Regions from separate parts of the Homo sapiens genome. Here region 2 is linked to region 1. Evidence: read pairs that join two places in POLR2A ChIA-PET (ENCODE). Cell type or tissue: OCI-LY7. All regions are shown on one strand. Links, peaks and the distances in the headings refer to the core of each region. The heading gives the core; the rest is flanking DNA.

Evidence for each region. Peaks named below come from ENCODE experiments on the same cell type or tissue, not always from the same donor. Only the 100,000 strongest peaks of a DNase experiment are listed, where the experiment ranks them.
Region 2: POLR2A ChIA-PET joins it to region 1 with 7 read pairs; 3 of 35 experiments call an interaction of 5 or more read pairs at or near these places.

Annotation. Positions count from the first base shown.
Region 1 is chr16:22,007,761-22,024,499 of GRCh38, reverse strand. MOSMO (modulator of smoothened) reads right to left here and starts at 16,389. Exons shown (of 3, transcript NM_001164579.2): 1 at 16,093-16,389. The coding sequence starts at 16,198. RefSeq lists a silencer at 16,358-16,597. In OCI-LY7, for the core only: no CTCF peak of the experiment used is centred there; a DNase peak (open chromatin) is centred at 10,029.
Region 2 is chr16:22,344,945-22,361,683 of GRCh38, reverse strand. It overlaps CDR2 (cerebellar degeneration related protein 2), which reads left to right. Exons shown (of 5, transcript NM_001802.2): 3 at 11,835-11,983; 4 at 12,241-12,405; 5 at 13,861-15,748. The coding sequence ends at 14,719. Among named protein-coding and RNA genes, the nearest start is that of CDR2, 21 kb to the left of the region's middle. RefSeq lists a silencer at 3,394-3,463 and enhancers at 4,334-4,413, 14,307-14,807. In OCI-LY7, for the core only: no CTCF peak of the experiment used is centred there; no DNase peak of the experiment used is centred there.

The DNA.
Region 1 (16,739 bases), core at 8,021-12,020:
CCAGCTACTCAGGAGGCTGAGGCAGGAGAATCACTTGAACCCTGGAGGTGGAGGTGGCAGTGAGCCGAGATCATACCACTGCTCTCCAGCCTGGTGACAGAACAAGACTCCGTCTCAAAAAAAAAAAAAAGTTTTCAAAGATAATCAACTGCTGTAGACTAAATCTCCTATACATATTTGTAAATATTATTTAGGCCAAATCAACTGCTCTACCTAACCACTAATTTCACTCATTCAATCAACATTCATTAAACATTGCTGGGAGGTAAAGTGAGTCAATTTATTCTCCTGTCTTCTCCAAACCCCACTGAAATGACCAATATAATATACCAAAGAAACTGTCTAGAAGATCTAGATCCAGGATTTCAATATAATTTTAAAACAAAGGTTGGCAACTAATTTGAAAATGTGCTTTATATCAGAATTAAGAATGTAAAATAGTGTTATAGTCCTTTTGTTGGATAAACTAAGTTTCTTAAGAAAATATATATATATATATATAATTTGTACAAAATTCTATAGCAGCATGAGAAAATGACAAGAATACCATCAACAAAGCAGAATCACTGAAGAATTTCTTGAATCTATACAAGAGAAAACAGGTTCACAGAAAAGGAGTAAGTACCTCTGTAGCCTGTATCAATACAGTCAAAAGACAAGAGTCTTCTTCATTAGATAAGTTGACGGATTTTCTAAAAAAAACTCAGTAAAACCCCAAGCTCAGAGAAACAGGAGCTGAGCACAGCAGAGAGCTATTGGTAAAGACAATGGAAACTGACCACTGAGAATGGCTGATATCTGTACCTTGAACTTTTTCATCTGGGTATGAACTGCTTGAATGGCCAAGTTGGAGATTTGCCACAAGAGGCTCCTAGAGAGGAAGGGCAGAGCACAGTAGGAGGTGATGGATAAGAGATACAATCTTTTAGTTAATTCTAGGCTAATAAAAAGAGAAAAAAAGCAGTGCCCAGCAACTTACAGAGGCAAAAAATAAAAGAAATAGCACAGTAGGGAAAACCCATAATGTATCCAACATCCCTGATAACTGTCAAGATAGTCACAATAAAGGATAATTAAATCTTCAATACAGGGTGGTCCACTTAAAGCCAACATCTTACTTAACTAATGGTGCAATTCTAAATGGTTACACGATAATAGCTACCTACTGAATGGTAAGAACCTCAGAAAGAGTATGAGGTTTCTAGGATTAGTCCTATATTAGCAACATATCAACATAAAAGGGTTTGTCTTCTAATCCTAATCCACTAAATCTTATCCAGAGTGGGAGTCTAAAAGGTGATTTAGTAGGCTGATATATGACTGTCTACATTTGTCTTAGTAAGATTCTTTGCTATGGTTTCTTAAGTGACTCAATTTAAAAAATTTTTAAACCCAAAGTATTTTGTCTACAGAATAAAAAAACAGAGTCTCACATTTTACGTTTCATCATAAGAAGATGAATAAGATTATACCATAAATTATCTTGTAGGCTACCTGTGATTATCAATCATCCTTTACATTTACAACCCTTGACTGACACTTGGTTACTGTCTTAGTCCATTTGGGCTGCTGTAACAAAGGACCAGGTGGCTTAAAAGCAATTAAAATTCATTTCTTACATTTTTGGAGGCTGGAAATCTGAGATCAGGGTGCCAGCAAGGTCCGGTTCTGGTGAGGGTCTTCTAGGTTGCAAACTGGTAAATTCTCACTGTATCTTCATATAGCACAAAGTGGGCTAGACCTCTTTTTAATCACCTCCCCAAATCCCCTCTGCCTAATACTACCATATCGGGGGTCAGGATTTCAACATGTGAATTTGGAAGGAGGGGTGCATTCAGTCCATGATAGTGACTAACCTCAACTAATGAGGTTAGGGTTATGGTTTACATACCTAGCCAGTCAGGGAAATCTACCCTAGGACTACAGATTACATCCATAACCCAGTTAGCAAATGTTGGCTAGTGTAGGAAGGTTGAAGGATGCTAGTGGCTTAGTACAATCTGTCATCACACTTGAAAAATCCCCAAATACACATTACCTTTGATATGCAGCACAGCACCTGCATATAAACATTTGGATAGGCTGTCTGATACTCTTAGTGCACTGAGCTGGAAGAAGATAGCAATCCAGGTATCAGGGGCATGGTTAGAATGTACATCGTGAAAGTGATACCGGCAGGGCCTGGGCAGTGGCTCATGCCTGTAATCCCAGCACTTTGGGAGGTCAGGGCGGGAGAACTGCTTGAGTTCAGGAGGAGTTTGAAACCAGCCTGGGCAACATAGCGAGACTACTTTTTTTAATGGAAAAAAAAAAAAAGTGATACGGGCAGCCAAGGATAAAACAATGATATATCCTACTTTAAAAACATCAGATTGCCTTCAGTAACTGTATAGTGGGCAAACAATCAACTGCAATGTTTATGTTCCATGTATCAAATGTGATAAGAGATTAATCCATTTAGTTGCTTAACCACAATAACAGCAGTTACCATGTGTGCCTGTACTGTGGTAGATGTTTCAGATATATTAACTTTAATTCTTACAACCACCCTTCAAGGTAAGAAGTATTATCCCCATTTATACATGAAAAAGCTATAGCTCCGAGGCCAAGAAACATGCTCAAAGCCCCTCAGCTGGTAAACAACAGAACCAGAATTTGAACTGAGTTCTGACTTCTCCCCTATATATATATATTTTTTTTTTGAGACAGGGTCTCACTCTGTCACCCAGGCTGGAGTGCAGTGGTCCAGTCTCGGCTCACTGCCACCTCCACCTCCCAGGCTCATGAGATCCTCCCACCTACGCCTCCTGAGTAGCTGGGACTACAGGAACACGCCATCACGCCGGGTTAATTTTTGTATTTTTTGTAGACACAGGGTTTCATCATGTTGCCCAGGCTGGTCTCGAACTCCTTGAGCTCAAGCGATCTGCCCATCTCGGCCTCCCAGAGTGTTGGGATTACAGGTGTGAGCCCAGCCCCCATACTCTTTTAACTTTCTGAATAAAATACTTTCCTAAGAATTTAACATATCATATACACTCACTTTTATTTTCAAGTAAGAGGATATTCATGAAGATGAAGGGGGACAGGAACTATTTTTCAGTTGGGGGAAAATACAGAATAACAAAATTTAGGTAAATTTTCAAGCACAAACAAAACAACCATGGGAAAGCCAGAATCAGAACCCAGATTTCAACATAAAAGACTTAATCTGCACCTTATCATACTTAAACTGGCATACAAAATACTGTTTTTCTCCTTACTCTATCCAACCATAGAGGTCCCCTCAACGAGCAGTAACCATTCTAGACCAGACCAATGGCCCTTCCCGTGGGCTCAGATGAGGAACATTGGATCCAACCTCTTCCATTTCATCTTGCTTCCTCATGGGAGAGATTATTTACCCATTACAAGTTCCTCACCATCCCCTACCCACCCCCACCACAGCAAACTACACATATCATATGCACTTGCATTCACTCATACGTATCTTCCTCAGCTCTACTGAGTTAACTCTACCACAGGTTATTCCACTTCAGGAAACCTCTTACACATACAATCTCCGTAATTCCTCTGATAGGGCCAGAAAACCCAAAACACTGTTGACATATATAAGAAGAATCTCAGTGAACAACTATATCACATAGGAGGAATGCTGTAAGCTTTGAAGTCAAACCGATCAAGAATAAGAAAAATAAGCTGCACTTTCTTGTTCCTTTTTATCTTTTGAAAATGCAAATAGTAAAGCAACTGTATTGCTTTCTACTATTTTGTTGTTGCAGAAGTAAGTATTTCAACTACAACATGGACTTGTGGGCTAGCCTAGAAATCTAACTTCCGTATTGACCCAGAGAATCAACAAAACAACCTACAAATTAAGTTTCATCTTATAATATTAAAGTCAGGGCTGGGCGCGGTGGCTCACGCCTGTAATCCCAGCACTTTGGGAGGCCGATGCGGGTGGATCACCCGAGGTCGGGAGTTCAAGACCAGCCTGACCAACATGAAGAAACCCTGTCTCTACTAAAAATACAAAAATTAGCTGGGCGTGGTGGCGCATGCCTGTAATCCCAGCTACTTGAGAGGCTGAGGCAGGAGAATCACTTGAACCCGGGAGGCGGAGGTTGCAGTGATCCGAGATCAAGCCATTGCACTCCAGCCTGGGCAACAAGAGCAAAACTCCATCTCAAAAAAAAAAAAAAAAAAAATTAAAGTCAGGAATGATTATATAGTAGCTGGACTTCATTTTCTAAATAAAAACCAACTGATACTTTTTTTTTTTTTGGAGATGGAGTTTTCGCTCTTGTTGCCCAGGCTGGAGTGCAATGACACGATCTTGGCTCACTGCAACCTCCGCCTCCTGGGTTCAAGCGATTCTCCTGCCTCAGCCTCCTGAGTAGCTGGGATTACAGGCATGTGCCACCACGCCTGGCTAATTTTGTATTTTTAGTAGAGATGGGGTTTCTCTATGTTGGTCAGGCTGGTCTTGAACTCCCGACCTCAGCTGATCTGCCCGCCTCGGCCTCCCAAAGTGCTGAGATTACAGGCGTGAGCCACCGCACCTGGCCCCAACTGATACATTTTTTAAAAAAAAGAAGCCTGAATTCTATGGATATGCAGCTAATTTGATATGTAGCAATTTAAGTATCATACTTGTGAAAATGAGATAAGACTGGGAGTGCCAAATATTCCTGTCTTCTGAGCTCTAGTCCCTTTCTTCTTGCATATCCTACTATCACCTCAAACAGAACATGTCTAAATCAACTCCTCACTTTTTACAATCACCTCACTCTCTAAATTCCCAATTTTATTCCCTAGCCCAGGTTCAAAATCTTAGTGTTAACCATAACATTTCCTCTTTCCTGCCCTGTGCAAGCTTAGACTGAATGCTGCCTAAGATACAAAGATCAACAAATCATATTCCCTGCTCTCAAAGAACTTTAAAAAAATCTATACTACAAAAAAATTATACTAGAAAATAGGGCAAGTACCACACAAATAACCATGACACAGATATGCTACCATAAAAAATGTGCAAAGTGTTACCAAGGGGTTGGAAAATCACTTTAGGTAAGGGATCAAAAAAGGTTTTATGAAGATAGCAACTGATATGCTCGGAAGATGGGTAGGATACTGATAAAACAGGGACTGGAGAGAGTGAGAGGACCAAAGAATTACAGATGAGAATACAGATTACACACAGGAAACAGAAAGTAATACAGAGGGGCTAGAATGTACATTCATGCGGGGAAAAAAGCAGGATCTAAGGCCAGAAAGTATTATAAGTTGGAGCCAGATTGTGAAAATCCTTGAGTGTCTTTTGTCCTGTGGAAGATGAAGTCACTGAAGGTTTCTGGTACAAGCACATGCAATAGTTAAGAGCCAGGATCCACTGTGTGACATTAGGCAAGTGACTTCTCTGTATTTTCATGAGGCTGTCTAAATAACAGCACTTACACAGGGGCATTGTGGGGATCAATTAACACATGTAAAGTGTCTAGAAAAGAATCTGTCACAAAGTAAATGCTATACAAGTATTTATTATTCTATTTGTTCTTTAGAAAGATAAAGTAAGTTGCAATACAGAGAAATGGACTGGAATAGAAATTTCACTGCCTCCTCTCTACCTTTACTCATGCCATTCCCTTTTCAAGAACAAGAACCACCCAAGTCTTCCTTATTACTCATTATTAAATGTATCATCTGTTAAGCTCAAATTCCACCTCCTCTCTGATTGCCTGATCCTATGCATATGTTGGTACATACTCACAAGATGTAAGACATGCAAGATACAATTTTATCTTCCCAGGGTATAGGGTACCTCAAGGACTTTTTTCATTTGCTTAAACATAATCTCTCTGATTATTTCAGTACAGATTCCTTACAGACCACAAATACGTCAATAGCATTTGTTGCAAGATGGTCTGGAATGAAGTCCAATCGCATAGGGAATATCTATGGGAAGATTTTTAAAATATTCATAGTAAATTAAAGATTTCTTTTATCAAAATGATGGTACCTTATAAATCAAATGGTCATATCTCTTTGACAGTCTAAGTGGCCTTAAAGATTTTTGTCTTTGGAGGTCAGTGGCCTGGTCAGCAGAACTGATCTGAACATGGCCTATTTTTGAAAAGAACTTCTATTATTATGGCTGAAATTGGACCCAACCATGTTCCAGGTAAACAACTTACTGTGAATATATTGCAATAATGAAATTTTGTTCTTCCTTTTTCTTACTTGACCCACCCAACTGCATTTTTTTCTACTCCTGTTTAATCTCTAACTATAGTAGAATATGGTCCCTAGTTGAACAGATCTATATTAAAAGTCAACAGCTGCCTTTTTGCTCAATATATACAACGGCAAGTGTCAAAATGCCAAATGTGATATTTTATTTATAGCAAAGCTAGTATAATGAGACACACAAAGTGCAGCCTTTTGCTAATTAAAAAAAAAAGCAGTGATTCAAAGATTTGTCAGTTTGCTTCAAAAGTGAACTGGAGTCACACACTGAAACTTCCCTTAAGCAAACTATACATGTTAGTTGGTACATATTCACAAATACATGTAAGTACCATTGATAGCAACACCCAAACCCAAATGCTCTTTTTTTTTGTCAACTCTAAAGCAATAAACCCCAAAGGAACGTCACATTCTACTTGCTCATTGCATATTTGGCAAGAATTCTCCTCCGTGTAATTTGCAGTTAACAAGAGAATGCACAGTAAAGTTTACAAACACAGTAAATTTAGGTGAAATACACAGTAAGGGTATATTATTGAAAAATGGTTTTAATCCAGGTACCTATTTTTAGGTATCCTGATATTCAAAGATCTTCAGGTTTCCTCATGGCTCTTATCTAAGCCTCTTTAGGATTTCTACAACAGCTTTCCCAACATTACTTTTTCATCAGTTTGTAGTTGATAAAGGATGAAATAACTGCTACTTTCAATCTGTTGTTATCAATCGGATCAGGTTTTCTAATTATAAAGCTGCTAGCTGCTTAGTTGGGCGGGGAATTCTAGAAAGTACTTGGAAAAAAAGGTGTAGCTTCAGAACTTGAAAATACAACATTCTGACAACCAAAAAGACATGAATGTCATGTTATATAAACCATCACAAAGGTAAAGCTGTAAATATGAAATTTATACCTATATACTTGTCACTGCTGTCACCGTACAACCTAATTTCCTGGGTCTCTTAGAGAAGCATATCAAACACGGTCACTATGTAAATAATTATGCATTCAGGTTGCACGAACAAGTTCTTATTTATAATTCAATGGTGACAATTTCATAAACAGGAACACTTCATTACATGTCTAAATTTCCCCTATAAGATTATGCAATATGGCCCACCACCTAAGTATGCATTGAAATGGGTTATGGAAAAAATGAACTCACAGTTGCATTACAGAAGCTAGTAACTAGAAAAAAATTTATTCCATAAACTAAATCTTCAGCTATATCGCTTGCCAGGTTTCTATAAAGAACCAACTATCTCATATATTTCAAACTTATTTTCACACTTTGAGGTGAGAAAAATTGACTTGATACTCCAACTGTACTACCAGCTCTTAAATTCCTTTAAAACTAACCTCTGAACTAAATGATCTTAACAATACACTGTGGTTAATATTCTTTAACCCACAGGAGAACAAAGTTGGAGTCTAAACCTGCATAACTATTGGAAGTGCTGAAAGAGGTATTAATCAGGTCTGAATGATATAATTTTCATTAATAAAAACCCTCAACTGCAACTTGTCTAAGATCAATTACACGGCTCGTAAATAGTAGGACAGGGACTTGGCTACATGTTGGTTTGCCCCAAAGCCCGTGTGCCATTTCCACTATGCTAGGCTGTCTTTCACTTAGAAAACCTCTTCAATCTGTTCCAGAAACATAAAAACCCAAGTACTCCTTGGTTTTGGTAGTTACATGTGTCCCATAAGTGTGTATTACCACAACAACTGACTATGCAGTCTCTCTTCCCAGATTGGACCCAGCTGGGTTCACGAACATTCAAATACAGACACATTATGTTGCCTTAAATCTCTTTCTGGAACAAGGCAGGTATAAGTAAATAAATAAGACAGACAGTACAAAAGGGAAACACTAAAAATCCAGATGTTTTGAGCTTTTATGTAATAAATGACTAACATTTGAGCATTTACTAAGTATCGGACAATGTGCTAATCTCTTATATGCCACATTTTATCTCCTCACAACTATCCTTTGAGGTAAATGTATTGTCTCCATTTTATAGCTGAAAAATCAAATTACATGCCCCAAATCATAAAGCTAATAAAAAAGGAATCCAAGAATCAAATAGAGATATGCCTGACTCCAAATCCTACAGAACCATTTTACTATACTGCAACTCCAATACAAACTCAGTATTTACCAGGAAAGGGATTAAACAATGATGTTTTTGGTCACACTAAGCAGAACAGTGGAGAACTGATATATGTAACTATTACTATGCAAAATTTGAAAGGGGTTCTGGCAGCCAAATAAGGAAGGACTCAATAAGTATGGCCAATCTAACAAATGCATCAGCAGTCTTTACTCTAATTTTTTTTCTTCTGAATTTCCTTCTTTTAGTGATTTCCATTTACTCATGCCTGCTGTTCATGTTCTTCATCCTAAATTCCCCTTCTCCAAAAACATTTAGGCTTATTTATAGTCTTAATTCTGAAGTGGCTCCATCTCTGTTGGTAATGATAAAAGAGATGATGTTTGGAACTAAGGTTGTAAAGGAAATATTAATGCTTTGTTCAGGAGATCTAATTTCCTATTGGAAAATCTAGTCCACTCTGGGAATTCACAGTATCATAAATGATCTCAAGCTTTAAGCATGTCCTGTGAGTACTGTAAAAAGACCGGTTTTTGAATTTTTATTGATAATTATTACTTGATATGCTGAAATAGATTATACTGATAATGTCACTTTTTAAAAAATCACATTTAAAAAACATCTTTAATCACTTTATCTTCATAGACTTTTATGCTTGGAAGTAAAAAACTGAGTGGTCCAAATGTCCACCAACTGATGAATGGCTAAATAAATGTGGTCTATCCATATAATGGAATACTTGGCAATAAAAAAGAAATACATAGCTAGGTGTGGCAGCGTGCATCTATAGTCCCAGCTACTTGGGAGGCTGAGGCTGGAGGATTGCTTGATCCCAGGAGTTTGAGCCTGGGAAACACAGCAAGAGCCTGTCTCTTAAAGAAAAAAAAAAGTCATAACATGTATGAACTTTGAGAACATTATGCTAAGTTTAAGAAGCCTGTCACAAAGGATCACATAGATTCTATGATTGGAAATGTCCAGAATAGGCAAATCAACAGACAGAAAGCATATTAGGGGTTGCCTAGGAGGCTAAGAGGCACCTCTTAGCCTGGTCTTGGAGTAATGAAAATGTTCTGAAATGGACTATGGTGATGGTAGCACACAACTTTATGAAGATACTAAAAGCCACTGATTTGTATACTTTAAATACTTTATTTGTATACTTTAAATGGATGAATTTTAGTATTATGTGAATTACATCTCAATAAAGCTCTTTAAAAAAAATTTACTGGAAATAGGCTCAAAAGGCCAATGAAGAAATATTATTAATGCTTTTTAAATTCAAGGACAACACAATCTCAAAATGTTTGCCCTTTTAGGTAACCAAATCCTGTCCTCTATAAATCATGTCCAAAGTGATTAATAAAATAAAGTTTGAGATAGGTTTGTTTAACAACTGATGTTACAGAGTTCTTTCATGTCAAAGTACCTTTGTGACCTTTGAAGTTGTTACAGTTCCAGGGAAAGGACTAATGATTTAATCATTTTCTATTACTTAATAAACAGGTCTGCTTGAGCAACTTGTAATTTTAGTGTTTTAAACTGAGGATCCCCAGTGCATAGGCTGGGATCTACCTGTAGATCTTGAACCCTTATGAGATAGATGTCAAGCACCACAGTCCCTTATCTGAGGTTTACCAGATTTTCCTATGAAGTAGGTAGGAGGTAGCAGAATAGGAAATGATACCCCTCACCAAGGCTTTCACTTCCCTGAACACCTGCCAATCTTTAGACCTGAAGAAAATGAAAACTCTTCCTCACAAAATGCTAGACATATAGTGGGTTTTAAACACATAAGGCTTTCTCCTTATTCCCGATTTTATTATCCATGAGCAATGGAGACCGGGGGAGAGGACAGAATCCTGTTGGCATAATACTTTTAGCTCATTTGTGTCTCCTCACTCAATCCTTGTCAGGTCACAAGGACTGACTTCATCTGACTGGTAGTTTAGGAGAAAATGGGCATATGTGATCCAACATTTTGTCTTTGGAAGCACTCATCTCTCCTCTGTCATGCTGGAAGTGTTATAGGGGCAGTTCCCCCAGTTCTGTCTGGGACTGGATTGTTAAGTCTGCTCAATTTTAAGGTCCAGGAGTAGGACGTCACGTGCCCCCAAATGTAAGTGACATTCTCCAATATCCTCTTTCTTAGTAATAAAATAATATTTTAGCCCCTAAATACCTTATTTCTTTTTTGCCCCTCAACTAGTTCAGAATACAAGCAGGGAAAAACATGTCAGTTTTTGAGATTCCCCCCCCCCAAACAGTAACATCCCATCTAGACAATTTTAAAAACAACAAGAATGAAAATATCTTCAGAAATGAATACACTAACCTTAACTTCGTTATGACAAACTATAACATGAATATGATAACCACTTTAGGGAAATTTTGACGAGACATAAGGGAGAAGTTCTTTCAGCTACTTGAAAGAGACTTTTGGGGAACATCTGGAAATCTTCATAAAGAACATAAGGCAAATCTATCTAGGATGATTAGGATTACGGTCACTGAAATCCTTGCTGTGAGGGGATAATGCCTTCCTCACTAAAGGGATCTGCAGACCATTTATATTTATCAGAGACGCAGCTTTACTTAACTGTTTATCTTGTTAAAATTAACTAACACTAATTTTTCCCCCTGACAAAAAGTCTCTTCAGGGGTGAGAAGAGAGTGACAGTGAAATTAAGAAGCTTGTACAAAGCAAAGACCCCCAAGTCTCCTTCTTTCCCTCTTCTGTAATCTGGGAAAACCTCCAGCCACTGAAGAATTTTAATTTCATTTAAGATAAGTAAAAGGTGTGCATAAATAACATATAGGTAATACTTCAGTGAAGAATTTTCTTCAATGGAATCTTTGCAGCACTGAAACTCAAATCTCACATGCAAAGCACTACCATGTGGGGGAAAATGTGAAAATGACTATTTTACATTGGCCAAATATAAACATCCTAAGGAATCAGATCAAGTAATGGATGTCAAAGTGCTTCAAAAACTATGAAGCATTATATAAAATCAAAGATATTCCTATTGGTGTTGAGTTCCAGTAACCAGCAGAAATTTGACCTTAGCATAGCAGAATTATGTAATTTTGCCACTGTATTCATCTACATTTAATATTTCTGGTTACACTAACACAAACAGTCTTCATTAGAGTGCCTTCCCCCATACATACAATATGTTTCAGATCTTCAAAAGTTTGTGCATAATCCACAAGCCATTACAAGAAGTAGATGAAATGTTAATCACACAGGTGAAAATAAAAGGGATGTACTTTCTCTGTATCTAGACCAAGACAATAAAAACATGAAAAACTCTGCTGTCCAAAGTATGGTCCATAATCTTATAGTAACAGTTTATCAATAGGGACTTCAGGAAGTTACTCTTTTTTTTTTTTTTTTTTCTATTCCTTCTATGGTAGTTCAAGTAGAAGCTGAGAACAGAGATTAGAGTATGGAGAGACTGGAAGAGGAAGAACAGCACGGAAGTGACAGAGAAAGTCCAAAGCCAAGAGGGACATATATTTAACTTGTTCTAAGCATGGCTGTATTATTCTTGATGTTTCCTTATTTCCTAGAACATCTAATAGAGAAAAACATCATTTCTCACAGTTCTGGGCTTTCATTTCAAAACTGGATTCTGACACCTGTTCTTATAAACTAGAACAGCAATATAACAATATGTAATTTTTATTGAGCATTTACTGTGTGTCAGGTACTGTTCTAAATGTTTGACATGGGTTAACTCAGTTAATTATCAAAATATCCCAGTGAGATGGATACTTTTATTATCCCTACTTTACACAGGAGGAAACGGAGACAAAGAGAGGCTAAAGAACCTGCCCTAAAGCTACAGAGCTACGAAGTGATGAAGTCTAGACTTGAATTCTGAAACTTTCCCTTAGTAGTTCACTGCCGTGGTTTTCAAGCTACATTCTGCAGACTATTTCAGCTCCAAAAGTTCTACTTCTAAAATACATTTTATCCGGTATAAAAACTGCAATGAAAACATCACAATCAAAACTTTAATAGACTGAATATAATACACCAAAGGGAACCAACACATTAACTTTTTGTTGCCAGGTTAAGTGGCTTTTGTGCAGCTCTTGAAATAAGCTAGACCTGTCACCACTGAGATCTTACTTGAACTTCTTGTAAATGTTTCATTGATTTGGAAGGTGTAACTCTGCACTTTTTTTTTTTTTTTTTTTAACTCAGGACTACATCTGCCTGCTCAGGTGAGACTGTACAGCATACAAGCTCAAGCACAACGGTAAACCAAGGAACATACTGTCCCATTCGTTTTATGTTTTGGGGGGTTTACTGCCTGACATATGTAAGGTAAGAAATACATGCTAGATAAGAATTTTAAAAATTTCCTATGTTCCTAGTATCTCTTATTCCTCTTTCTAGCCATAATATTTAACGGAGTGGTATCCTGAGATGGCAAGGAAAACTTTTAGAAAAAAAACAATCACTTCCTCGATCCCACATCAGCCACACATTGTCACTGTTACACTCTGGACCTTGTGCCTACGATCCCCTGCCATTCCACTTTGCTGGATTGATCACTCCCACTCTGACTGGTCTTCAATTTTATTGGGTCCCCTATTCTACTGGCCATGTACCATTGTACCATCTGCTATTCGACTGAACAATCCATTAGTTTTTATTCATTTTCACTCTTTATCCAGCTGACACTCCATAAGCCATCATTACAATACTTTGGCCACTATCCTAAATACCTTGGCTGCTCTGTCATTTTGTTGCAATGTATCTGGCAAACCCCAACCTTGAATGAAGCCTTCACATTATTCTTTATTATTCATTATTGTATATGAGGCTTTTACATTATTCTTGATGTTTCCTTATTTCCAAGAACACTTGGAAAATTCACCTACCTTAGTACCAAAATGACATAGCACTACTAGAAAAGGTCAAGAGGGCAGATAGGTTATCACACTGTATGTTCATGACCATCAACTTCCACGACGCATCAGTGCTGCTAGACAAACCTACTTATCACCGTTGGCAAGCTTTCTCTGCAATTATTTCGAACAGTTTCTATTTCCTCAGACCTTGGACATCCATTGCTCCTATCTCCATGGCAACTCACAGCCAATTTTGCCTCCAAATTTTAAAGAGTTATACTCATTCTATCCTTGCTTTCTTCTGAATACAAGAGGAGCTTGCCCTTTTTTTTTTTTTTTCTGTTTTCTTTTTAAGACGGAGTACCATTCTGTCGCCCAGGCCAGAGTGCAGTAGCGTGATCTTGGCTCACTGCAACCTCCGCCTCCCAAGTTCAAGCAATTCTCTTGCCTCAGCCTCCCGAGTAGCTGGGATGACAGGCATGCACCACCGCGCCCGGCTAACTTCTTTGTATTTTTAGTAGAGACAGGGTTTCATCATGTTGGCCAGGATGGTCTCAAACTCCTGTCCTCAGGTGATCCGTCCGCCTTGGCCTCCCAAAGTGCTGGGATTACAGGCATGAGCCACCACGCCCGGCTATGCCCTTTTCCATCTTAGGAACGTTATGCTATCACTTATCTTTCTTCTCTTTTATATGTAACAATTCTTCTCTTTCAACTATATCTTTTGCATGGTCATTTAGTCTATTTTATCTATTGGGATTCTATCTAAAACTTCTTTGTAAAAAGATTCCTTCTGCTACAGCACCGAAACCCCTTTTCCCCTAAGTACGTGAAGCCTGAAAGTCTCATAAAAGGAGTCAATACACATGTAAGTAGGATAAAAACATCAACAGGTCACGAACTGGATGTCATACATGTAACCGTGTTAAGTTGTCGGGCAGCAACAATATTTTCATAAACAAAGCCCATAGTACCACCAAATTCGAAACCATCCTGATTCTTCATATCTTTTACAATTAAGAGTTCTGCTAAAACTCTATGGGCAAGAAAAGTAGCAGAATTTTTAGAGTGTTATTTTAATAACCAGTGAATATGACAGCATGATTTTGTGTTACTAGGTCTAGATTGGGGGAGAGAAGGGAGGGAGGAGGAAGCAACAAATGTCCCAGCTACCACTTTTTTTCTAAGAGCTAAAAATATTGCAGGATAAATACAGAACCATAAGTAATACTTAAAAATTAAGTTTTGACAGCACAGTGATGCTTTTCTTTTTCTTTTTTTTGAGACAGAGTCTCGCTCTGTCGCCCAGGCTGGAGTGCAGTAGCGCAATCTCAGCTCACTGCAACCTCTGCCTCCCGGGTTCAAGCGATTCTCCTGCCTCACCTCCTGAGTAGCTGGGATTACAGGTGCACGCCACCATGCCCGGCTAATTCTCTTTTTTTTTTTTTTTTTTTTTTTTTTTTTTTTTGTATTTTTAGTAGAGACGGGGTTTCGCCATGTTGGTCAGGCTAGTTTCGAAATCCTGACCTCCTGATCCGCCCGCCTCGGCCTCCCAAAGTGCTGGGATTACAGGCGTGAGCCACCGCGCCCGGCCGCATTTTTATAAGAAATTATCCATGGAGGGAGCTTGACATTCCCAACCCTCCAAAAGTTCCTTCACCTGCACTGAACAAGCAGTTAAAAAACAAGACCATTCCTTAAATCGGAGCAGCTCTCCTGACAGCTGTTTACATTAATTAAGGTTTGGTCTCACAGGTCTGGGAGAGAGGGAGAAAGAGAGGCGGGGGAAGAGGGGAGGGAGAAGAGGTAACAGGGAAAGAAGTGGCCCAAGCTGAGAAAAATCTTGGAAGCGCATTCACCTGGGGTACCCTTCAGAAAGATGCCCGCCTCTTTCCCGAGGGCACCACCTTGCCTCTCCCGCCCACAGCTCCGTGGTGGTACAGCAAGCACTGCTCCCGCTGCCGGGCTGCCTGCAACTGTAATGTGTTATTTAATTTTGTAACTACTATTAAGAGCTCTCCAGCGTTTTTGTGATGCGCTGGAATGAAAGACGCTCCATAAAATGAGGTTTATTATTAGTAGTATTATAGCTCCCGGGCCTAAAATAAAGCAGAATTATAACCACATACACACTTCAAAGGGAAAATCCGAAGCCACAAGCTTCTCAAACATTGCCAAGCGGGCAGGGGATGGGCGGGGGCGGCGGTGCAGAGGGGCTCCAATCCGGCGCCCCCCACTCCCACCAACCCCACCAGCTCTCCCAGCACCCACCATTCACCCTGCCTGGTGGGGTCAGCGCCCGCAGCCCGGGCTCGCCCCCGGCCGCAGCTTCCTCTGGTGGTGGAGGGTCTGGGGTCGGACCTGATCCCTCTCGGCCTCCCCTCGCCCACCAGCTCTCTAGTGGCTCCCGCACTGCCCCGCAGGCTGCCTCACTCTCAGCCCTAGCCTCTCCGCCTGGTTTCTAATTCCCTTGCAGGAGCCTCAGTTTCCTCCCGTCTCCCACCTTGACTTTTTTTTTTTTTTTTTTAATCCAGAACGAAGCTCATTCCTCTGCGATCCCTCACATCGGAGGGCTGCTCCCCTCCTCCCCGGTCCGGGACTTGCCAGCCCAGCCCAGGTCTCCTCGGCCACTTTTCACCCGGCCTGGGGCGCCTCTCCCCTCAGCCCGGGGGTCCCGCTGGCGCCCGGCGGCTTCCTCTCCTCCATCCCTTTCCTCCGCGGCCCGGGTCTCCCCTCCGCCCCCGGTCTCCTCAGGCTAGCCTCCGGCCGGGACCCTCCACCCCGTCCTCTCCTCAGTCCGGGTCTCCCCTCTCTCGCGTCGCCCTCAGCCAATCCCCCGCCCGGCCCGGCGCGCCAGCGGCTCACCCGCAGACTCCCCGGTGTTGATCCAGTCCGGGTTGGCGATGCTGGCGATGGCGAAGATATCGGCGGCCAGAAAGAGACATCCTGAGATGATGGTCAGTTTATCCATCTCCCCGCCCCGCTCCCCCCACCCCCCGAGCCCCGGACAGGCAGCGGCCTCACGCCTCCCGCCCCATGGGCCGCCGCCGGGGCCCGGAGTCCCCGCGCCGCTGCCTCGCGCCCCCTCGGCCCCCGCGCGCCGCTCGCGCCCTCCGCGCGCCCGGGACCAGCAGCCGCGGCGCGGCCCGCACAGACGGAACCGCCGCCCGCCCCGGAACTGCTCGGCCCGCCCGCCCCTCACCCGGAAGCGAAGCCGCGGCGTTGGCGAGGCCGGTCCCGGCTCCCCAGCCGCCGCGCCCCAGCTCCGTCCTCCCGGCTCGGCCGGCCGCCCTGGGCCCCTCCCCGCACCGCCCGCCTCTACGTTCTGGACCCGGACCCGACCGGCCCGGCTCCGGTCCCTGCCCGGGTCCCGGTCTCTTCTGGCAGGCCACGCCACCTCTTGGCTTTCTGCCCACTAATAAGATTGTTGATGTTGATGACTGGGCACAGGCTGCGGCCCCTCCTGAGCCCCTCAGAAGCAAAACTGGAATGAGAGTGGGGAGCTGCCCGTC
Region 2 (16,739 bases), core at 5,029-9,028, 340 kb before region 1:
TTTTCTTTCCTTTTATAAGTTGCTTCATGAAAGTAAGTTTCCAGTCTCAGTAGGGGAGATGAGATGGCAGTAATGGCTAAGCCCACTTACCAGCCAGGGGATTCCCACAGACTGTCCTTGCTGCCTGCTCCATCACAACTGTGCCTGGGCAGATGTAGAGATCACGATGTAGATTTCTGAGGTCTCTCTAATAGCCTAAAAGAATGCCATGTGCTCTTGTAAAAGTAACCAGGCAGCTAAAGAGCCTACTTCCTTGCTAAACAATGACCCTTGCATATGTTCCTCTTATTGCAACCTTCAGGAGGCCCCCTAAACTTTATAAGGGCCCTCTCCTTAATTTGAGCCTTTTCAACGTGTTTCTCCTTCCCTTAAACTTTTTATTGAAATCTACATTACAGAAAAGGGCATAAATCCTAAGTGTATAGTTTGATGAATTTTCATAAAGTAAACATGCCCATGCAACCTATTCCTAGATAAGGAGTTGAGAGCATTATCAGCTCATCTGGTCACCACCCGGTGAGCTAGCATCCTAAGTTTAGCTTGTTTTTGACCTTTACGTGAATGGAATCACTTGTACAAGTTTTAAAGTAACTGTTTAGAATGTTTATTGGGAATTAGATTACAAAGTAATACACAGCTTGGCGCAGTGGCTCACGCCTGTAATCCTAGCACTTTGGGAGGCTGAGGCGGATGGATCACTGAGGTCAGGAGTTCGAGACCAGCCTGGCCAACATGGCGAAACCCTGTCTCTACTAAAAATACAAAAAGTAGCTGGGCATGGTGGTGCATCCCTGTAATCCCAGCTACTCGGGAGGCTGAGGCAGGAGAATCCCTTGAACCTGCAGGGCGGAGGTCACAGTGAGCCGAGATCCTGCCACTTCACTCCAGTCTGGGCGAAAGAGTGAAACTCCGTCTCAAAAAAAAAAAAAAAAAAAAAAAAAAAAGATCATTTTTTTAATTCAGAAAAATATATAGTTGAAGAACAAAAAGTCAGCTCCTATCCCACCACCAGTGAAATTTAAAATGAGACAGTCCAGAAGAATGGTCTGGGAACAAACTCATCTGAGCGAATGAAAAATAGTGCAGAGAACTGGTGAAAATACTAGGACAAGATCCCTAAGATTCTGACTTATTATGGAAATAGACAACTTGGACACTGCCAAAGGGTATTTTGTAAGTAGAACCACAAATATTCTTTCAAAGACTCTTGGAGGGTTTCAAACAATCCTCCTAAAAATTGATCAGTATTTTTGGTAGGCATCATTTTTAATGTAAAAACGAAAAAAACAAAAATTTCCTTTTATGTGAAAACGAAAAAAGATTAAACTATTCAAAATAATGGTTAAACTGGCTTCAGAGAAGCCTGTAGCCTGTCTTACTTTTTTTCAGTGCTAATTTGAAAAACTTAGATAATTTTTTAAGAATCCAGAGCAAGTTTTTTCTGTTCTGGGTGGAAGGAGGGGAGGAGAGAACTCTTACTTGGGAGAGTAATGAGATCAGACACCATTGGATTCATTTACACTTTGCTACAACCGTGTAAGCAGCCTACAGCCTTGTGTTTTGGTTACTTCCCTGCTTAGACACCTGCATTATCCCCTACAGGAGTTGTGCCTAGCACTCAAAGTAGTCTGGCCTTCAAGGCATCCCTTCTTTCAAGAGTTCATGCCCTCTTTGGAAATGGAAAAATATTTTGTGCTGCTTTTACTGCATGTATCAATATTCTACTGCATATGATACTTAATTGATTTGCTTTATTTTCCTTTCCCCTTATTTCCCATTGCAACAGTGAGCACTGTTGTGTTTATTCATGGTCTTTCACACATACTAGGTAATCAATACTTTGTTGAAATCAGTATTTTAACAGAGGAGAAACAGCTTACAAAGCTCTTCTAATAACTCCTAAACTTTGGGTTTCCACCTCTGGAGATTTTTAAGGCAGGCAGAAGGGGCTCTGGCCTCTGTTTTAGGAGATTCAGGTTTAAACCCTCAATTTTAATTGCAAATAGCTAGAGAATTTAGACATATGAATTACCCCTCAGATTCTCTTTGCTCCGTTATGGAATGGTGATAATGCTTACACTGCTTTGGTGTAGGAGTTTTCTGAGGGGATGAGATTATGGAGGCATATATATTTTGAACAGTATAAATTGTTACTTTGGTATAGGATTTTTCTGAGGGGATGAGATTATGGAAGCATATATATTTTGAACGGTATAAATCGTTGCATAGTTTACCAATGTTTTAAGAATTTTAGTAGTGAGCCGGTGGCGGTGGCTCACTCCTGTAATCCCAGCACTTTGGGAGGCTGAGGCAGGTAGATCACGAGGTCAGGAGTTCAAGATAAGCCTGGCCAAGATGGCGAAACCCCATCTCTGCTAAAAATAGAAAAATTAGCTGGGCGTGGTGGCGGGCGCCTGTAATCCCAGCTACTCAGGAGGCTGAGGCAGAGAATTGCTTGAACCCGGGAGGTGGAGGTTGCAGTGAGCCAAGATTGCGCCACTGCAGTCCAGCCTGAGCAAAAAAGCGAGACTCCGTCTCAAAAAAAAAAAGAATTTTAGTAGTGAAAAAAGTCTTTAAAAATTTGTATGGATATATAACAGCTTTACATATATCTGGGGCGCCTGTGACGTTTTGATACAAGCATACAATGTGTAATGATGAAATCTAAACTGAGATAACCATGACCTCCAACATTTATCATTTCTTTGTGTTGGGAATATTGCGTATCTTTTCTAGCTATTTTGAAGTATACAATAAGATATTGTTAACTATAGTCATGAAAGAACTTAAATTCTGAAAAAATAAATCTTCCAGAATTACTGGAAATAGACTTTAAAAACAATCTAATCCCACAATTTTAATAATGGGATTATAGGTGGTTTCTATTTTCATGTTCATGCCTCCCGCCACCAAATTTCTACAGGGGAAATATATTTCATCAGGGGAAAGAGATTTTTCAAAAGTAATAGGAAATATTTCTTTATTATTGTGGAAGTTCATTTTGATAGTAAATTCAGAGGATTTAGGCTGTAATCCTTAATTTCAGGATAATCCCAACACTGCTTACAAGCCAGATTTCCACTCCATTTCTATGCATTTTTACTTGGGGTCGTTTGTTTCTATCTTTCCCTGCGTTCCAGGTTAGGATTCCACAATTGCAAATAGGTATTTATGTAATTCTGCTGGCCTTTGTTTTTTAAAGATTTACCTTAATTGTAAAGGTGGCCTGTTTGTAGCTTTTGTGCATAACTGGAACCTTGTACTCATAGTTGAGGTGACAGTCTGTGCAAATTCCTAGACAGTGAGATAAACCCAAGGCATTTTGCTATAAGTTGACATTTTTGCCCACATTTCTGCTACCCCATGACCCCCTTCCCCCACTGTTTTGCTTTAAATGTCTCCCTTTCCTGTTTACTATGGCAGTCAGATTCATTGGAGGCTGTGTATCAAAGAGAAAACCAGCATGTCAGCAGCATGTCTGTACCTTGAGATGAGAGGTAGGAAATAAGCTAACCCATTTCCTTCTAGATTCAGAAAAAAAATGAAGCACTGACTCCATAGACCTAGATGTCTGGCCTTACATCAGTACGTACTTAGAGAGCTCATCATTTTTCTTTAAGTTGCTGACTGGTTTTGTCAGACTCTTCTGTAGGTCCCCTATAACTGAATCTTGGAGAAGTGAAGGGCTTTTCTGATTAATTTTGGTTTTATATAATAAGATTAAGCTCCTACCATGTGAAAACAAGCTCCTTGACATTCTTTAGATTGTTGTTAAAGCCAAGTCATCTAAAACCAAAATATCACAAGTTCTTAAATGGTTTCATTATGTTGTTATCACAGGTATCACAGGTTTTTATATATCAAACAAGGAACTTTCTATAGTTTCTTAAATGGCCTGTTTGTACTTATTTGCATATTGACTTGTTTCCTGTATGTTGGCCACAACTCTAACTTGAACATCCTATCTGTAAGAGAACAACAACTTGAGACCCATCTGGTATCTGGTAGGAACTGTAAAAGTCTCCCCCTCAGATTACCGGGGCAATTGCTGCCATGGGAATAAATACAGAGAAATAATCTATAAATGGAAAAGCGGGGAGAGAATTCATGGTTAATAGGCTGTTTTCCCAAGAGGGCTAAAGCCAAAGCCCTTCTCAAAACCTTTCAGTTAAATCCCCCTTGACATCTCACAGTCTGAGTCATGCCAAGCACAATAAGCTGTTGTGAAGAAAAGTCTAGAAACTGCCAGTTCGCCAGTATTTTTTTGTCCCCTACTGTGTGTCAGGAATGGACTAGATACACAAGAGCCTTCCATTCTTAGAAGACTACAGTACTGGCCTGGCACGGTGGCTCATGCCTGTAATCCCTTCACTTTGGCAGGCCGAGTCAGGTGGATCTCCTGAGGTCAGGAGTTCAAGACCAGCCCGGCCAACATGGTGAAACCCAGTCTCTAATAAAAATACAAAAATTAGCCTGGTGTGGTGGTGCAAGCCTGTAATCCCAGCTACTCAGGAGGCTGAGGCAGCAGAATCACTTGAACCTGGGAGACCAAGATTGCAGTGAGCTGAGATCGTGCCTCCAGCCTGGGCAACAGAGTGAGACTCCATCTCAACAACAACAAAAAATTGAATATTATTGTATTGTTTTGAGAGAAATCAATTTAGGGTACCTTGGGAATGCTGCCGCTTTAGACCTGCTTTAAGGTGGTCTTCTTTTTTTTTTTTTTTTTTCTTTTTTTTTTTTGAGATGGAGTCTTGTTCTGTTGCTGAGGTTGGAGTGCAGTGGCATGATCTTGGCTCACTGCAACTTCTGCCTCGCAGGTTCAAACAATTCTCCTGCTTCAGCCTCCCCAGTAGAGTAGCTGGGATTACAGGCATACACTACCTTGCCTGGATAATTTTTGTATTTTTATTTATTTTATTTTATTTTTTAGACAAAGTCTTGCTCTTGTCCCCCAGGCTGGAGTGCAGTGGCGTGATCTCGGCCCACTGCAACCTCCACCTCCTGGGTTCAAGTGATTCTCCTGCCTCAGCCTCCTGAGTAGCTGGGATTACAGGCACCTGCCATCATGCCCGGCGAATTTTTGTATTTTTAGTAGAGATGGGGTTTCACCATGTTGGCCAGGCTGGTCTCAAACTCCTGACCTCAGGTGATCCACCTGCCTCGGCCTCCCAAAGTGCTGGGATTATAGGCATGAGCCACCACACCCAGCAAATTTTTGTATTTTTAGTAGAGACGGGGTTTTGCCATGTTGGCCAGGCTGGTCTCGAACTCCTGACCTCAAGTGATCTGCCCACCTCGGCCTCCCAGAGTGCTGGGATTACAGCCATGAGCCACAGCACCTGGCCAAAGTGGTCTTAAAAGGCTTCTGAAGAGGTTATGTTTGAAATGAGGCCAGAAGGATAACTGGAATTTATAATCTTTCTTTGGTGCCATGGATCCCTTTGATTATCTAATGAGATCTAGGATAATCCTCTTAAAATTCATTGAATTACAAAGGAAACCTGTTAGAATGAAATACCTGTCAAATATTGAAAAAAGTAAATTTGTGATGTAATATAGATACGTATTAACATATTTAATAACAAGATCTAGAAACTACCATGATTTCAAATAGTGATGAATGTAGGCAGTAAATCAAGATTTCTGCAACTATAGTGCAATATGAAAATACCTGTGATTTCTGTTGATGATGAAGTCACAGATAAACCTAATACTACTAGTGGTTTATTGCCTCTGTCAAAAGAAAAAATTACGACAAACATAGTATAAAGATCTTAATTAGCTTTTATTTGAGATTCTAAAGTTGGGCAACACCTCATTCTTAGAGAATGAGGGTTTCAATGAGCTGAGCAGAGGAAGTTGGTTTTATAGACAGGGGCTGAGGAAAGCAGAAACAGAAAACAAAAAATGGGTGGTTTCAAAGTTAATTTATTTGTAAAGGTTAAAGCAGAGGGAAGTCCCTTATGCTGGCTAAAACTGGCATGTTTGGGGGCTTGGCTATTATCTCTTCTAATTTCTCAGAAGTCAGATGAACAACTTTGCTTTGGCTTGCTGACATGGAACTTTAGCACAAGTGACTCCATTTTGGTTTGGTTTGTTGGGCCTAGGGCAGGGACTCAGTCCAAACCAGTGGTCTCCTATAAATTTTAACAGATCTATTAGTACTTGAAAGAAATGTCAAATTTCATTTAGAAGTTAACAAAAATGAAGATGTAGCTGTTCAGACCCTTTAAATTCATCCATGTTCACAGACCCTCTAAAGTCTATCCATGGACCCCAGGCTAAGAACTGCTGGCTTAGGTGGAGCAGCCAGGAGAACTGCATCCCCCCGGATAGGGGATCGTAAAGGCATTAGAGGAGGGAGGCACTTGCCTTGCAGTGGGGCAACTCCAAAAAAGGCAAAGATATCTCCCCTAAGTGTGAAATTTTAAAAAAATCAATAGCTAACAAATGAAGCTGGAAAAACCACTTGAGACAATTGGGAAAATATTAATGCTGAAACGTAATAGATGTTAAGGAATTATTGAGTTTTTTTCCCTTAGGAATTGTGGTTAAAATAAAACGTCCTAGAAATGTATGAAGATGTATACTTGAGATGCCTTGGATTAGCTTTAAAATGATTGGAGGACGAGGAAAGTAGGAGAGTAGAGATGAAATAAGATTGGCTGTATGTTGATAATTGTTGAAACTGGTTGATGGGTACGTGGGAGTTCATTAAACCATTTCTCTGCATGTATATATGTTTGAGATTATCCACAATAGAAAGTTTTATTTATTTATTTATTTTTAGACATAGTCTCACTCTGTCGCCCAGGCTGGAGTGCAATGGTGTGATCTTATCTCACTGCAACCTTTGCCTCCTGGGTTCAAGTGATTCTCATGCCTCAGCCTCCCAAGTAGCTGGGACTACAGGCGTGTGCCACCATGCCTAACTAATTTTTTTTTTTTTTTTTTAAGTAGAGATGGAGTTTCACCATGTTGGCCAGGCTGGTCTCGAACTCCTGTCCTCAAGTGATCCACCCGCCTTGGCCTCCCAAAGTGCTGGGATTACAGGCATGAGCCACCACACCTGGTCCACAATAGAAAGTTTTAAAATGCAGTGGATAAGATTAGCCATCTGTAGAAATTCAGTATTTGTTTGGACTGAGAAGTTAGGAAGGATCACTCAAGCAAGGTTAAGGTAACTAGTTTGTAATTTCAGGGAATTAATGATTGTTAAGAACATACCAAAGTGAAGCGTTATGATGATGAATGCTGCTGTGGTACAGTTAAAATATAACCTAATCTTAGTGGATAACTGCATCTAAGCTGAGCCCTATGCAGGGAGACGGTGAGCATTAAGCTGAAGAGTCATCATTGATCCAGTGAATGCCTGTGTCTCCTAGACCCAAGAGAAAAGGACATTGGTCAGGGCAGGGGACGTCCAGGATTTTCCATGTCCAAGATCAACATTTCTCTAAGTGTGATCTCTGGACTGCCTGTACTAATATCACCTGGGTTTGTTGCTAAAAATGCAGAATCCTGGCTCTACTCCAGTCTCAGCCGTTTGAGGGGAAGGGACCCAGGTTCTTACACTTTAATAAATCTTCTTCCAGGTGAATCTTAGCACATGTAAAGTTTGAAAACTGTAGCTTTAAATAAAGATGACAGTAGCTTCTCCTTATTGAGCAATTTACCATCTGCCAGATCTCATGCTGAGCTCTCTACATATATTAACGTTTTTGTAAATTATATATTTGTATATGTCAGGGAGGAAAAATATTTTTTTCCTCAACCTTCATGAGTGCTTAGTTGGAAAGGACCCCTGCAACAAAAGACAGATTAACAAGAGAAAAACAAGCTTACTAACATATCTATTTCATTTATATGTGTGGGAGATACCCAGGGGATGAGTCATTCTCAGAGGTGGCTTTGAATTCCAGCTTATGTAGTATCTTCAACAAAGAATGGTAATTTTTTAGAGAAGTGACAAGACAAAGGGGAAGAACTTTGTCTAGGGGCAGAACTTGTGGGAAGGCAAGTAAGTGGTGATAAAGGCCCGTTAGCAAAGCTTGTTAGTGTGGATTCCTCTGGTGCTGTCTTCTGGCCCATAAAGGTCTAAAGTTGTTAGTGGTTAACCTTTGTTCTCCCTGGTAGAGAGGGAGGAGGCAGGAACCTTTTTATGCCAAAGACGCATGCTTTGGGGTGACATAGTCCAGTCTCTCCCACACACATATTTATCTTTACAGCCTTATGAAGTAGTTGATGAGGAGAACTCACATTAGAAAAATGTGCTTGCTGTAGGTTACCCAGTTCTAAACAGCAAAGCAAGACCTCAAACCAGGTTCTGACTCCAAAGCCTGTGCTCTTAGCTACTATACCACTGCCTCCCATCAGACTCCTCTGATCCCATGTCTACCAGAGACTCTCATTCATGAATCGGCCTTTCACATGCCCTTTGTGGGGCAGCTGTGTCCTAATAGAGGATGTGAATATTCTTGTCACTGGGCAGGAACAGTTCCTGTTGTATATTAATAAATTAATGTCTGGCTTATGCATTAGCCTTTTTAAAGGTAGTTCTGAGTCCTAAAGAATACTTGATAATTTATACTTGATATAAAGAAGCTTGAAACATTTCTGCAGCTATTATATATATATTCTTGTGATTCTAAGCCTTTTTTCCGCTCCTGTGGAATCTCATCAATTCCTAAGAGATTGAACATGTTCCCATCAATGACAAGAACCTACTATGGAATTACTAGCCCGAGGGCAGGATTAAGGGCCTACTCCTTTAGTTCTGAGAAAGCTTCACGCATGAGAATTAGTGGTTGATTTCCAAAGGACCAGAAGAAGCTGGTGGGAGTTGAGGCAGTGAAGACTACACACAGGCTTTTATAGACCGTGCCATGTGCTCACCTTTCTCATTTAATTCTGCCAGTTCTACATGGTAGGTACTAACAGATCCACTTACTAATTCCGAACTCAAAAAGCTCTATAAAGCAAGATTTTTTTTTTCCCCTTAAATTTGCAACAGATTCATTTGGTAGTAGATCTTTACCTGAACTGATGTGAGGCTGTTTATAGTCTTAGTTCATACTTTTTGATGCAGAAATATTAATGCTTGATTACAGGGTGCTGCCCAGACCTCACAGGTATTATAAGGTGTCAGCTGTGTGTCAGGTATGAGCGCCATGTTGTCTTTCTAAAATTTAAAGAATTTTCCAAAACACTTTTGACTTCAAGAGTTTCAGATGAGAAAGTTGAAGTTAGGTTAAGTGTTTGTTCAACTCTTTGCTGCTGAGTTATGTAAATGGATTTGAAAAAAAAAAAGCCATATATGCTTTTTTCAACACTTTAAGGGCCCGTTGAGTGTCATTTAGCCCATTGTTTGTTAGCCTTGCAAATCCTTCTAGAGTTGTAGAAAAAGCCTCAAGAAGAGTGTGTTGTGTTGTGTTTGAGACAGTCTCTGTCACCCAGGCTGTAGTGCAGTGGCACGATCTCGGTTCACTGCAACGTTCACCTCCCACGTTCAAAAGATTCTCATGCCTCAGCCTCCTGAGTACGTGGGATTACAGGCGCGTGCCACCACGCCGGACTAATTTTTGTATTTTTATTAGAGGTGGGTTTTTGTCATGTTGGCCAGGCTGGTCTTGAACTCCTGGCCTGCCTTAAGCAATCTGCCTGTTTTGGCCTCCCAAAGTGTTGGGATTACAGGTGTGAGCCACCATGCCTGGCCAAGAAGAGTGTTTTTAAAGTCAAGTTCTGAGTCTTTTACAGTTTGATCATCAGTAAGCTTCAAACCATTTCTCCCCTCTTTCTGGTTCTGTCCAGGGAAATACTGTGACTTTTTCCTTTGGAATATATACTGTGTTTTAGTGTCTTCAGGTAGAGCTGAGCAGGGAGGGAATCAAGGTGACTTACACTGCGGCATTAAGGTTGGGATTATTCCCCTTTATCCTTGGCCATTTAGGAAGCAGTCTTAGCAGGACCAGAATAAATCATCTGATAAATTTCTCGTGAATAAGGAGGATAATGGTGATAAAACTCTCATAAAATTAAAAATAACAGGAGTCTTTGAAGCATATTAAGCTAAAATATATTTCTCGTCAAAGCAACATACTTTTCATTTTTTTTGGTCCAGAATGCCTCATTCAGAGAAAGAGATTGATTTTTTTTTCCAAATTAAGATCCTCCACATAGAAATAGGAACGTTTTACACTGTTGGTGGGAGTGTAAATTAGTTCAACCATTGTGGAAGACAGGGTGTCAATTCCTCAAGGATCTAGAACTAGAATTACCATTTGACCCAGCAGTCCCATTACTGGGTATGTACCCAAAGTATCATAAATCATGCTGCTATAAAGACGCATGCACACGTATGTTTATTGCGGCACTATTCACAATAGCAAAGACTTGGAACCAACCCAAATGTCCATCAGTTGATAGACTGGATTAAGAAAATGTGGCACATGTACACCATGGAATACTATGCAGCCATAAAAAAGGATGAGTTCATGTCCTTTGCAGGGACATGGATGAAGCCGGAAACCATCATTCTCAGCAAACTATCACAAGGACAGAAAACCAAACACTGCATGTTCTCACTCATAGGTGGGAATTGAACAACGAGATCATTTGGGCACAGGGTGGGGAACATCACACACTGGGGCCTGTCGGGGTGGGGATAGCATTAGGAGAAATACCTAATGTAAATGATGAGTTGATGGGTGCAGCAAACCAACATGTCACATGTATACCTATGTATCAAACCTGCACATTGTGCACATGTACCCTAGAACTTAGAGTATAATTTTTTTTAAAAATCCTCCACGTTAGGCTTTATTTCTGTTAAACATGATGTTTTTGCTTAAACTTTGATCACATGTTCCATGTTTTTTGTCTTAAGGGATTGTTATGTCTCACTTTAGATTTTTTAGTTGAATATTAATTTTATGCATGGTATATGCTTTGGAAAATTAGCCTCACAATGCACTGGGGTATTGGTGAGCATTAGAGGAGCTAAGCATATAAAGGACAGCCTGTGCTCATTTCTTATGAAGACAGGGAGTTTAATTTCTTCTTTTCTTAAAATAAACATATGGTATTGTGGTATAATAAAAATTATATATTTGGTCTTTGTCCCTGGTTTCTGGCATAGAACTCCTAAAACCCTTGGAATTTCCTGATAGGTTGAGGTCTGGTCACCAGAGAAGGCAACCACATGATTAGAGGGTTAGATCTATCAGTCCCAGCCCCACAACCTCTGGATAGAGGGAAGGGTTGGAGCTTGAGTTCAGTCACCAATGGCCAATAATTGAATCAATCATGCTGATGTGAGAGAAGACCTGGAGAAAACTGAAATGGGTCTAAAGGAGCTTCTGGGCAGTGCTGGGAGGCCAGTGAGCCCAGAGATGGAGACTCTATGTCAGCCCCACCCCAACAAGAGTTGGTGCTGACAATCGGAGAATTGGTGTTGGAACAGCAGAACAGCAGGTATCTTTTTTTTTTTTTTGAGATGGAGTTTCATTCTTGTTGCCCAGGCTGGAGTGCAATGGCGCCATCTCGGCTCATTGCAACCTCTGTCTTCCAGGTTCAAGCAATTTTCCTGCCTCAGCCTCCCAAGTAGCTGGGATTACAGGCGTGTGCCACCACACCTGGCTAATTTTTGTATTTTTAGTGGAGACGGGGTTTCAGCATGTTGGTCAGGCTGGTCTCGAATTCCTAACCTCAGGTGATCCACACGTCTTGGCCTCCCAAAGTGCTGGGATTACAGGCGTGAGCCACCGCAGCCAGCCAAGAAACAGCAGGTATCTTATCTGTTTGTGTCACCTGGTCCTGATCTTCTCTTACAGTATCTGACGAAGCAAGTGGAACTTCTACGGCAGATGAACGAACAACATGCAAAGGTTTATGAACAATTAGACGTCACAGCAAGGGAACTGGAAGAAACAAATCAAAAGCTAGTTGCTGACAGCAAGGCCTCACAGCAAAAGATTCTGAGGTAAATTTTCTAGAATCTGACAAGGAAGGACTAGGGGGAAGTTCTTTAGTATAAACTAGAATAGAACATGGCTGCAGTGGGTTTGGGTCAATATGGGATAAGGTTTAATTTAATTCTTTTTGGAGAATGGAGATTAAATAGACATCCTTTCCAATTAAGAAAGCCCAGTGTGAGTGGTTTGCACCTAATCTCTCCTCACCGCTTTTGCCCTTGATTCAATATGACAAGCAGCAGTGGCTTCTGTCTGTTCCTCACAGCCTGACTGAAACGATTGAATGCCTGCAAACCAACATTGATCACCTCCAGAGCCAAGTGGAGGAGCTGAAGTCATCTGGCCAAGGGAGAAGGAGCCCGGGAAAGTGTGACCAGGAGAAACCGGCACCCAGCTTTGCATGTCTGAAGGAGCTGTATGACCTCCGCCAGTAAGAGCCTGCCTTTCTGTGGAGTTACAGCAGGGACTGTCTCATGTCATTGGCACATTCTGATTTCCAGTAGATTGAAAGTACCATTTTAAGAAAAGTCACTTAGCTATTAAGCTACCATTGGTTTGAACAAAATCACTTAAACATATAAATTACAGAGTTCTTAGATATTAGTAGTTCTCATTTTGAAAGTCTTGGAACACTTATTTCAGTGTTTTTAATGTATTAAATCATAGTTTAAGATGAATTCTGATAGACTAGATTTGGGAGTTGTGTTTTACATTAGAGTGAAGAAAAACAGAAATACTGGTAAAACAAAAATTCAAGCGAACAGGAGATTTTTTGCTTAAAGAAGTACCTTTATAATTTAGAGTTATAAGTCTGAATCTTTAAGAAGTATTTATGGAACACTTGTGTGGCAAGCTGTATGCTAGACCCAAGGGTTGGCGAGCAAAATAGTTTCTACCCCTGTGAGCTTTCAGTCTAACGGAACGGCAGATAAGCAAATAAAAACACAAATAAATAGTCAAGGTGCTTCAGACTGAGCAGGAGAAACCAGGTGGTTCATTTGGTGGGTCTCAACCTTGGCTGTACATCAGATCACCTGTGGGGTTTTTCAAAATGCAAATACCAACACATTTCCTCAGGCCTAAATCAGAATTTCTAGGTGCGGGTAAAAAGCTGCCCAGGCAATTCTGATGAACATTCCTGGTTAAAAATCACCACAGCAACAGTAATTTGCTGTAGTGATTCAATCGTAGTTACATATTATGAATCATTTGGAGAGCCTTTAGAAACCCTCAGGCCAGGTAGCAGACCAACTAGGTTGGAATCTGTGGGTTGGGACCCAGGCACCAGTACTTTTTAAGGTTTCCCTTGTGAGGTCATTGTCATACTGCTAGAATAGATGTTCTCTAGTACTTTTAACATTAAAAAAAGATTTGTCACAAAAATTGAGTTTGCTTTCATGTGTTTATTTACCAGCCTCACACAATTCCATTTTAGCCACTGCTCCAAGTGTGGCTAAAAACCAATCACTGTTGGCCGGGTGTGGTGGCTTACGTCTGTAATCCCAGCACTTTGGGAGGCTAAGGCAGGAGGATCACCTGAGGTTGGGAGTTCGAGACCAGCCTGACCAACATGGAGAAACCCCGTCTCTACTAAAAATACAAAATTAGCTGGGCGTGGTGGCGCATGTCTAAAATCCCAGTTACTCGGGAGGCTGAGGCAGGAGAATCGCTTGAACCTGGGAGGCTGAGGTTGCAATGAGCTGAGATCGCTTCACTGCACTCCAGCCTGGCGACAAAGTGAGACTCCGTCTCAAAAAAAAAGAAAAAAAAATTAGTCACTGTCACAGCTCCTCAAATTTATTTAGTTGAAAAAAAATCACCAGTCTTCCTCTCGTCATTTTCAGTGGACCTGTGTAATATATTCTTTCAATATTTTTTTCCCTAGACACTTCGTGTATGATCATGTGTTCGCTGAGAAGATCACTTCCTTGCAAGGTCAGCCAAGCCCTGATGAAGAGGAAAATGAGCACTTGAAAAAAACAGTGACAATGTTGCAGGCCCAGCTGAGCCTGGAGCGGCAGAAGCGGGTGACTATGGAGGAGGAATATGGGCTCGTGTTAAAGGAGAACAGTGAACTGGAGCAGCAGCTGGGGGCCACAGGTGCCTACCGAGCACGGGCGCTGGAACTAGAGGCCGAGGTGGCAGAGATGCGACAGATGTTGCAGTCAGAGCATCCATTTGTGAATGGAGTTGAGAAGCTGGTGCCAGACTCTCTGTATGTTCCTTTCAAAGAGCCCAGCCAGAGCCTGCTGGAAGAGATGTTCCTGACTGTGCCGGAATCACATAGAAAGCCTCTCAAGCGCAGCAGCAGTGAGACGATCCTCAGCAGCTTGGCAGGGAGTGACATCGTGAAGGGCCACGAGGAGACCTGCATCAGGAGGGCCAAGGCTGTGAAACAGAGGGGCATCTCCCTTCTGCACGAAGTGGACACGCAGTACAGCGCCCTGAAGGTGAAGTATGAAGAGTTGCTGAAGAAGTGCCAAGAGGAACAGGACTCCCTGTCACACAAGGCTGTGCAGACCTCCAGGGCTGCAGCCAAGGACCTGACTGGAGTGAACGCCCAGTCTGAGCCTGTTGCCAGCGGCTGGGAACTGGCCTCTGTCAACCCAGAGCCCGTGAGTTCCCCTACAACACCTCCAGAATACAAAGCGTTGTTTAAGGAGATCTTTAGTTGCATCAAGAAAACTAAGCAGGAAATAGATGAACAGAGAACAAAATACCGATCACTCTCCTCTCATTCTTAATTGAACCTCTAGCTCTACTACTAATTTGCCTATTGCCTATCGCCTCTCTCTCCCATTCAGACAAGTGTTTGTAGACTCTGAAGCCTAATGTTACTCATGACGTTTGCCTCATTGCTTTGCTTATTTAGCAAATGCATACAACGAGGAAAGGAGGTGGCTAGTGGTATCAGTTCTCTGATCCACTTCCATTTAAGCTCCCCAGGAAATCCCATGACAAACTGGCCTCTGGCTGGCGCGCTGATTAGACTTCAGTTCCTGAAAAGGACCAGTGGAGGGAAGAGCTATACTTCTGGAGAAGTAGGCCTGGAGTTACTACAGTATGGGGGAAAAGGGTCGAGTTAGAACAAAGCTAAGGCAATTCCTATTGCTTCCTTGCGCAACTTCTCAAAACGATGAAAGTCAGAAGGCTGTCAAACTCAAATATCTTTGCAAACAGTTTGAATACTGTGAATTCATTACGAAGAATGTTCGAGAGAAAGCAGGGGTCTAATCCAAAAGAAATGTCATTAACCAATACTCCAAGTCCTTGAGTTTTGTTATATCTGAACTAGTTGAACTGTGACTGACAGGTAATCCTAATATATCCAAATCCAACTGAATACCAAATTGAGATGGCAAATTTTTGTTTGATATAAGTTAGCTTGTTAGCATATGCCCTAGAGGGCCTCCATCCCTGTATTCTAATGTTTTTACTCAAAGCTCTAGCCTTTAGGATAGGTGAATATGTAAATCTTTTATCACTTTCTCAAATTCAAACTAAAGGGGAAAGATCAAACCCCTTCCCTTCCTACCTGTTTTCTGAGCTGGCTGACTTGCCAGCCACAAGCTGCTCTTGCAGAGTTCTTACCATTCCTGTAAATGTTTTGACTTGTTGCAGAAATTCCTATCTACTTTATTAAGCAGTATTGATCTGACTGTGGAAACATCCTCTCACTTGCATTCTTTTAACTTAAAACTATTTAAGAACTGATGTTCCGATTATTGTATATATTTTTCTAAAAACCAAATAAAGCTACCTATGAAAATGAACAGATGGATCTGTGTCTTACTTTCAATATAAGCCATTTCGCTCTTATAACCAACTGTTCACTTTTTTTCTTCCAACAAATATCGCGAGAAAGATTTGCAGTGATTTTTTTTTTCCTATTTTAAACAGGGAATCCTTGGATTTGTGTAACTTAATAGCACAAATTCTGCTCATATTGCTAAATGCTCATTAAAACTACTCTGGACAAACATTTTCAAATTTATATACTCTGTAATTTTCACTATTTCAGAAATGTCAGACTTGGTTCTGAATTAATAGCATTTGACAAATTGATTCTCAAAACATTTGATCAACCATAGCAAAGAAACTATACTATTCAAACTATACTATTCAAACTATACTATTAATGTTTGAATAGTATAGCTTATTTAAAAACAGTTTGCATTTCTATTAATAAGACAATATTTTTTAATCTGTTAGCCATTTGTAGTCTCCTTTGCCTATTTAAAGAGCTCTATTTATATATGCAGTTTTGCAGTTAGAAGTTTGAAAGTGTTTTGTCCCAGATTATCTTAATTTTTATCTGATTTTTTTGTTGTGTGTGGTTTTTTTTTGTTTTTTGTTTTTTTGAGAAGGTCTTGCTCTGTTGCCTAGGCTGGAGCGTGGTGGCATGAACACGGCTCACTGCAGCCCTTGACTTATGGGCCCAAGCAATCCTCCCACCTCAGCCTTCCTACCAGAGGTGCGTGCCACCATGCCCAGCTAATTTTTTAACTTTTGGTAGAGATGGGGTTTTGCCTTGTTGCCCAGGCTGGTCTCGAACTCCTGGGCTCAAGCAATCTGCCCTGCCTTGGCCTCCCAAAGGTAACTCCAAAGGCAACTCCTGGGATTACAGGCACGAGCCACCACACCCAGCAGTTTTTACCTTGTTAATGGCATTTTTTTTTCACCAAGCACAATTTTATGTATATGAAAAAAAATTTTTTTTTTTTTTTTTAGAGCGGGGGCAGACAGCATCTCACTCTGTTGCCC